Regions from separate parts of the Homo sapiens genome. Here region 1 is linked to region 2. The links are chromatin loops, found by intact Hi-C in ENCODE. Cell type or tissue: MCF 10A. All regions are shown on one strand. Region 1 overlaps PDE11A (phosphodiesterase 11A). Region 2 overlaps PDE11A (phosphodiesterase 11A).

Region 1 (4,000 bases), 110 kb after region 2:
AGTGTTTACTATCCAGTATAATAAAGACAATATCTCCCTCTAGACAGAGGTCAGGCAGGCTCACCGTTCATTATAAAAGATTTGGGTTGCTTACATTTCAGGTTCCTCTGCTGTCATGCAATCTACTATATGTGCTATTACTGGGGTCAGGGAACCAGCAAAAATGCTGATGCTCAAACTATTGCTATTGTTGTGAGTAATAAACTGTTTTTTTGTCACTGATCCAGGAGTCTCATGTCTTCTGTCAGCATCCATGAGACTGTGGCAGACTAACTTGCTAGCCTGCATGTACTGTATAGTAAAATCAGACTCTTTACAAATCTTAACAATGTCACCTAGATAGCAAATGGAGAAGCTTAATTTAGAATCCAAGTGGCCTAACCCTAAGATCTACCTTCTTAACTTCTACATTCTCCAGCTTCCCAAAGTCATACATATCTTTCATACAATTAATATGATAGTCTGGTTAACTGCAATGCAAGATAGATGACTAAGACTAGCACTCCATTATTCCAGTGTATGAGCAGTCACAGGAGACTGCAGAAGCAGGAAGCAGTTCTGGTAGAGCAGGCAAAACCCAGTTTCCGGAGATAACAAGGCAACCATTCTCAGGGGGCAATTTGTCTAGCAGATGGTGTAAGGGAAATCCTAGGTAGAGAGCAGACCACACTGATAGGCATCAGAGTGTGGTTATGAAGGCCAGAGTAGAAAGTTGGGGCAGAAAAGAAACTGAGCCTGTCAGCAGGTAGCAGGGCCCTCGCCTCCAGGTGGAGCTTTAAGGATCAGCTTATACTCTTGGTAGTGAAAGGGAGGGAAATGGCAGAAGAAAGGAAGGGGCCCATCAGGTATGAAATGTGAGGCACTATGTTTTAATGAGACACAGAACTGCTCACAGATAGGGGCTGTGGCAAAGCTGGGCCCACAGGTGAGGGTCCTGTGGTGTGCGTCCAGCTATAGCGTGGAAAATGAATCAGGGACCAGGAACCAGGCTGTGTTCCACACATGGCTAGAGAGGTTCCAGTCTTAGCCCAGTGGGAACACTGCAGTGTCCCCGGAAGCCTAGGAACAGCCCAACATCAAACTGTCAGTCAATCACAAATCTCTTCATCCTCATCCAATCTTGTTTCTGTTAAACCTAGTTTTTAATCTAAAAATTTAGAATTTGCAAATACTTTTTCCAAGTAGTATAAGCTATTCTTCATGAATAGTACAATGTACTATCAAGAAAGCATGCAAATCAGATCGGTATTAGTTCTTTTCATCTACCCCACTGTGTCCGACAAAGCACCCCTCAATTTAGTCCTGACAGATGAATGGTATTTACTTGTCACAACCTCAGGAAAAGCAACACCACAATCTTCCTCCATTTTACACATCTAGCAAATGTCACTTTCATGAAATTTTCTCATACAAATGTAACAAACTCCTTATATCACAATATACTTCCAATTCTTATCCTTTAGTGGAGATGAAAAACAACAAAAACTCTGCCATTTTAAGCCAATTACAAGGCATTTAACATGGCATTTTGAATGGCAAAAGAGACTCCTGCTGTCTTGTTTTGTGTACTCCAATTTTTCAAGTTAATGCTCCTATAACAGCATCCAAACAAAAGCAAATGGCAAAATGAACACCCAACTCACTGTACTGGGAATGCACAGATCAGCTCAATTTAACAAGAGCCGCCCGACTGCCTTCTCCCGTCAGGCCCTGGGTTAATATGCAGCCCGTACACTAAATTGCATGACACCATTACTATTTTCAAGTTTACCACTAGTTTCAGCTACATCCCTGAGAGGATTACTAGCCAGCTCAAATTCCTTCAATATTTTCACAAAAATACAGGCTAAAGTTCAAATTTCAACTCCCTGTTAAGGCCTTCCAAATGTTGGCCCTATTGGACATTACTACTATTGTTATTATTAATGTTTGTTTAGATTTACCCACATGTGTACCAGTTTTTTCCTCCTCATTCCTTCCAACACCTCCTTCCTTCTTTCTGTGATATAGTTTTATTTTTTTTCCAAAGACAATCCTTTAGAGTATCTTTTAGCATTGGTGATAAATGCTTTTAGTTTTGTATGAATATGTTTATTTTATAATCAATCTTAAAAGGTAAGGTAGTTGGGTATGCAATCCTAGGCTTACACTTATTTTCTCTCAGTACTTAAAACATATTATTCCCTTATCAAGTGCAACTGATGCTGCTAAAAAGCCAGCTGCCAATCAAAATCTTGGTAGATTATCTGCCTTTGTCTCCGGTTTCTTTTAGGTCTTCTTTATGTCATTGGTAGCCAATTTGTATTTTGTCAGCCTCAATCAAAGGCTTAATTGAATCATGGTAACCTCCAATGTATATATTGGCCAAACATTACTGTGGATGGAGACAATATTATACCTTCATGACTCATTGCACACTGAGAGAGAATCTTTGTTAATGTAGGAAATGTTCTACCCTGTGTCATTCATTGGCATGACAATTCAGCCCTCTGGGGTCAGACTCAATTGCACAATGTATACGCATATGACAGTATGATCTATGGAGTTTCTAAAGAAATGTGCAGGAGAAGCAGGCAAATACATTTTTGAAAAGAGGCAGTAAGAAAAACTGAAGCAGTGTAGAAATAGAAAATGAAAAACAAAATATTTTAATCTTTTTTTTCAGTCCCAGTGTTACAGATGTCTCTCTCTCTCTGTCTCTCTCTCTCTCTCTATATATATATATATATACACACACACACATATATATATTGCTCTATTCTGCTATTCTGCTCTTTCTGAAGTCCCTCATTTCCAAAAAAACCAACTAATTTGGCCTTCACTATGTAGTTTCAGAATGCCAAAGGTCTAAAAAGCCTTAATGACTAAGAAGCAAATGAGTCTGTACACGCTTGTGCAGCACTTTTCGGCTTGAAAGCACTTTATGAACATTGGCTAATTAATCTTTACAACATCCCACTCAGAAAGAGAGTTAAACTGAAAATCATTAAACAGTGTAAAAAAGTCACTTTAGCCCTGGAAACTCATTAAACTATCACTAATATGCATAGAATTTGAGCACTGGGCCTTCTATCAATGTACACAAAAAAAGACAGTAGGTAGCCAGCCTTTTCAAACTTGCAAGCCACAGAGAAAGGCTATTAAAGCCCCATTGTGTGGTCTGGTCCAATTATACATCATTGAAGAATGCCGGGGGTCTACACTGGAGAATCTTAGTGAAGGGGGCCATCCCGTTCGTGGACCCTACTTGTAGAAGGCAAAACAGCTTGAAGAGCCACATCACTGTCAGCTAAATGAACAGGTGAAAAAAAGGTTTTCCCACCTACAGATAACACCTCCTCCCTTTGTGTAGATTCTGAAAACAGGACTCTTAAAGTCACTTCTGCCCTCAGGCAGTAACTATATGATAAAGCTTCACTGATTTGGAGCCCACTGATTTGGAACTGGGGATGTTTTAAGACAGTTGTGATTCAAATGCTGAATAAACTCTTCAAGTAGAGTAATTTAGAAAATAACATATCAAAATATGAAAGCAGTCACATTATTTTCATACGATGAAATACTTTCAGAGCATTTTTAGGAATATAATATTAAAAATAATTTTTAAATGAGTTTGCAGTTTTCCAGAGATTCCAGAGGAAAGCCCTGCTTCCAGAGGTATAGCTTCATTCACTGCAATTTTGTTTCTACACAAATTCAATAAAGATGAAAGATGGAGCTTTTATTTTAAGAATCAGAATCATAAATGACTTTTGTTAGTTCATACCAAAATATATGACCTTGGCTAAGGCATGCCTTTTTCCACCAGTGTTCCGCCCTTTTCAAAGAAAACAGTCTCCAAAAGATACAAATAAATATAAAACATTGTTTTAAAAATTGTAATGGGGCCAGGCGCGGTGGCTTATGCCTGTAATCCTAGCACTTTGGGAGGCCGAGGCAGGTGGATCACTTAAGGTCAGGAGTTCCAGACTAGCCTGACCAACATGGTGAAACCCCGTCT
Region 2 (4,000 bases):
CCTATGACTTTCCTTCTCCATGGAGCATTCCTGCTAGTTGTCTTTAGAAATTGTATAGCTCACTGCTACCTGTCACTCTGAAATTGCCTTCTATGCAAAGCAGTTATGTCTGACTTTGAACAAGATGCCCCCTCCTCTATGCTTCCCCTAACATATCTACCTCTTTCTTGGAGCTCGTTACACTTGGCAGTAATCATACTTTCATTTATCTCTGTCCTCTATTAGACTGAAATCACATGAGATTGTACTACAGCTTATGAAATTTACATAGTCGTAGTCTACTCTATGCTGTTTTGGTGAAAATCGAGTTCTTGGCACATAATAGGTGATCCATTCGTAACATTAATGATTATTTATCTTACAAATCTCATGGTTTCCATTAAAGTGTTTCAAACATATTTAAATGATGATATAATTATTAGAAGTAGTACATAGACTCCCCTGCAGACTATTTGCAGAGAAGCACCATTTGTGCATACACATAAGTTCTTTTTTGTTGCTGTTAAAAAATTACCTTACTGGATTCTGGTATAAAATGATATCTGATGAAGAAAGGAGTAGTGGAATATAACCCTAAGTGTAAAACAAATATTGGTGTATATATATCCTGAGTATATAAATATATTGAGATAAATAAACACATAAACAGAGAGAAGAGACAAATATCCCATACAAAAGAATTCTAAATAATATATGTAGATAATTCCTCTTCAAGGAGGTGGAGCATAACTCCCCACTCCTTAGGTGTGAGCTGTGCATAGTGACTTCCTTCTAAAGACTACAGTGTAGAAAGAGGAAAAAAGAGTAACTGTACATTGGGGAAACCTGACAAACACTACTTCCACCAGACGATCAAGGTTAACATCAATCATGGTAAGTCATTTTGATAGTATGTCCCCTTGATATGATGTGATTAAAATGGCACTTAACCTCTGTGCCTTCCTCCCCCAAACCCATAATTTTGGTGTAATCGTGAGGAAAACATTGAACAAATTCTAATAGAGGGAAACTCTACAAAATACCTGACCAGTTTGCTCGAGACTGTCAAGGTCAACAAAATTGAAAAGTATGAAAAAGTATCACAGCCAGGGAGAGTCTAAGGAGACATGATGAATCAATGTAATAGGGTATCCTGAATGAGATCCTGGTACAAAAAGGGGATATTTGGTTAAGATTAAGGAAATATGAATCAAGTATGGACTTTAGTTGATAATAATATAGCAATATGGTTCATTAATTATAACAAATGTACCATATCTTAATAGAGGAAACTGGGTATGAGGTATAAGGGAACTCTCTGTACTATCTTCCCAATTTTTCTGTAAATCTAAACTGTCATAAAATATAAAGTTTATTTCTAAAAAATGATACCTCACGGCTGATTCTCCATGTAAGTTCTCCCACTTTCCACAGAATACCTAAATGAAAACCTAGAAACCATCAATAACTAAAACTGATAACCTACTACTAGAATATGAGAAGAATTTTCACCAAGTATAAGGCAGATGCAGCTGGACTCAGAAAAATAACTAGTAGCTTAACCATGCTTTATCTCCACCCCCAAAATGAAGCAGTCCCCCTTGGTCTGAAAGAAGATGGGAAGGCATTGTTCTGAAAGCAGTCTCCAGAGGGCAGTGTTCCTTTCTGTACTGTCTGAGCTCTCATTCAGAGACCCAGGATCTGTGCTAACCAGAAAATTAACCAGTTCACCTTCTACTGAATGGTAGCTGTTTTTGAAGTATTCGCTTTCATCTTGTGGGAAAGAGTCACTGCAAATAAAGCACTGTATGATGGTGGGGGGTGGGGGATGTTATAATATAAATAACTACTACTTTTGACATTATATGAACACAGTGGTAAAGATTTTACTGGCGTTAATTCACTTCATCGTTATTAACAATCCCACAAGGTTGGGAAGTGAGAACAATGAAGCACAGAGAAATTGACCTGCCCTGAGATGCACAGGTAAAAAAGTAGCACAGCTGAAATTAAAATCCTAATAGTCTCAGAACAAAGGTTAAAAAAAAACCTTAAGAATAATCCTAACAGTCTAATTAAAAAAATTTTTCTTTTTTTTTTTTGAAACAGGGTCTTGCTTTCTTCCCCAGGCTGTGGCATGATCATAGCTCAGTGCAGCCTCGAATTCCAGGGCTCAAGGGATCCTGCCACCTCAGCTTCCTGAGTAGCTGGGACTATAGGTGCATGCCACCATGCCTGGCTAATTTTTTTTCCCTTTTGTAGAGATGAGATCTTGCTATATTGCCCAGGCTGGTCTCAGACTCCTGGCTTCAAGCAATTCTCCCACCTTGACCTCCCAAAGTGCTGGGATTACAGGTGTGAGCCACCGTGCCCAGCCTCTAACAGTCTAATTTTAAAGCCTGCCCTTTTAATCACCTAACTGTAGTTCATTCAAAAACCCTCGTAGCAGCGTATGCTGAGGATTGAGATTCTTGTACTTTAATTATGATTTTTATTTGTATTTTACTATACTTGATCCACTCAACAAACATTTCCTACATGCCTACTGTGTGCTGCTGGTACTGGGCACATAATGGTGAACCAGACCCATAGACATATTTCTATACATAAGGGATCCAGAATCCACTGAGACCTGATGGGGGGAAGAATATTCCATCTCAGCCTAGCAGGAGTACACTAGATCTATGTCTACATGCTAGATGCTGAGAATCAGCCTAGTAACTAAATATTAGTACATAAGTTTGCTCCCCTTTTGTATATCTAACCAAGGAGATTCAACAGGACATAAGTGGACCACAAAAGAGCTCAGGGGCAACCCCAAAGTCTTGCCTGTTGGCAAACACTGCAGTCCAAGGGAAGGAGAGAAGCACCCTAAAAACCCAGAGAGAATGTTTTAATACATCTGATAATTGTTTCATGCATGCAACCTTTTAGAAATCTTATGCTTAGTATCTTCAAAGATACAAGAAGAAAGAGCATCATTGAAAGTGGATCAGAAAACCATATAGGCAAAATATGTTTGAATGAAATTTATAAAACAAACAGAAGAATGAGTTAACATAGTTCAACTGTCACTTGCTCAGGGTGGTCTCTCCTGAATGTATCCACAGTAGCCCCATATTTTTAGTCACTTTTTATTAAAACATCCTGCTTTATTTTCTTTATGATACAGTATAATAAATTTATCTTGCTAATTTATTTGTTTACTTGTCTACTGCCTGTCTTACTAGAATATAAGGTTCATGACAATATGAATACTGTTTGATTTTTAACTGCTGAGTCCTCGGTATGGAGAATGGTGACTACCAAAAAGTAGAAGCTCAACAAACATTTACTCAGTGAATGAATATATAGACAACAACAGAGATGGTTAAAATGTGGAACAGTTTCAAAAGAACTCAAATTATAATAGCAGAATTTAAGCCCACATTGGAGTTAATAAATATTTTTTAAATGCAAGAGCTCAGAATCAACAATCAATGGAAAAGAATGCAGAACAGAAATGGGCCAACACTTATTTTTTAAACAATGGTGCCAAAGTGATCCCATGGAAAAAGAAGAACTTTTTAATAAATGATAAATATTTTATTTAAAAATGAACCTCAATGGCTATCAAGATGAATCATAGAGCAAAATGTAAAAGCTAAACCCAAAAAAGCTTTTAGAGGAGAAAACAGTACAATATATTCTTGATTTGTGGGTAGGCAAAGGTTTCTTAGATCACTAATAGCAATAAGCTTTAAATTAAAAAACTGATAAATTAGACTTCATCAAAGCTAAAAAGACACCATGAAAAAATCTTATCAAAAGACACCATGAAAAAATGAATAAGCAAGCTGCAAATTGGGTGAAAATATTGACAATACATATATCTGACCAGGGACTAGTATCCAGGATGTATAAAGAACTCTTCCAGTCAACAATAAAAAGACAAGCAATCCTATTAAAAGTGGGCAAAAAAATTGGACAGCTCACAAAAGAAGACATCCAAATGGTAAATAAGCACATAGAAAAAGAGTAC

What was found. A loop is a pair of places that touch in the nucleus more often than their neighbours do. Peaks named below come from ENCODE experiments on the same cell type or tissue, not always from the same donor. Only the 100,000 strongest peaks of a DNase experiment are listed, where the experiment ranks them.
Region 1: a loop joins it to region 2, with 23 times the contacts of the local background. A loop is called at or near these places in 8 of 110 quality-filtered maps.

The regions. Positions count from the first base shown.
Region 1 is chr2:177,907,717-177,911,716 of GRCh38, forward strand. All of the region lies in intron 2 of PDE11A (phosphodiesterase 11A), which reads right to left. Among named protein-coding and RNA genes, the nearest start is that of PDE11A, 160 kb to the right of the region's middle. In MCF 10A, no CTCF peak of the experiment used is centred here; a DNase peak (open chromatin) is centred at 2,475.
Region 2 is chr2:177,798,115-177,802,114 of GRCh38, forward strand. All of the region lies in intron 9 of PDE11A (phosphodiesterase 11A), which reads right to left. Among named protein-coding and RNA genes, the nearest start is that of PDE11A-AS1, 130 kb to the left of the region's middle. RefSeq lists an enhancer at 1-176. In MCF 10A, a CTCF peak has its summit at 1,628 (motif pointing right); no DNase peak of the experiment used is centred here.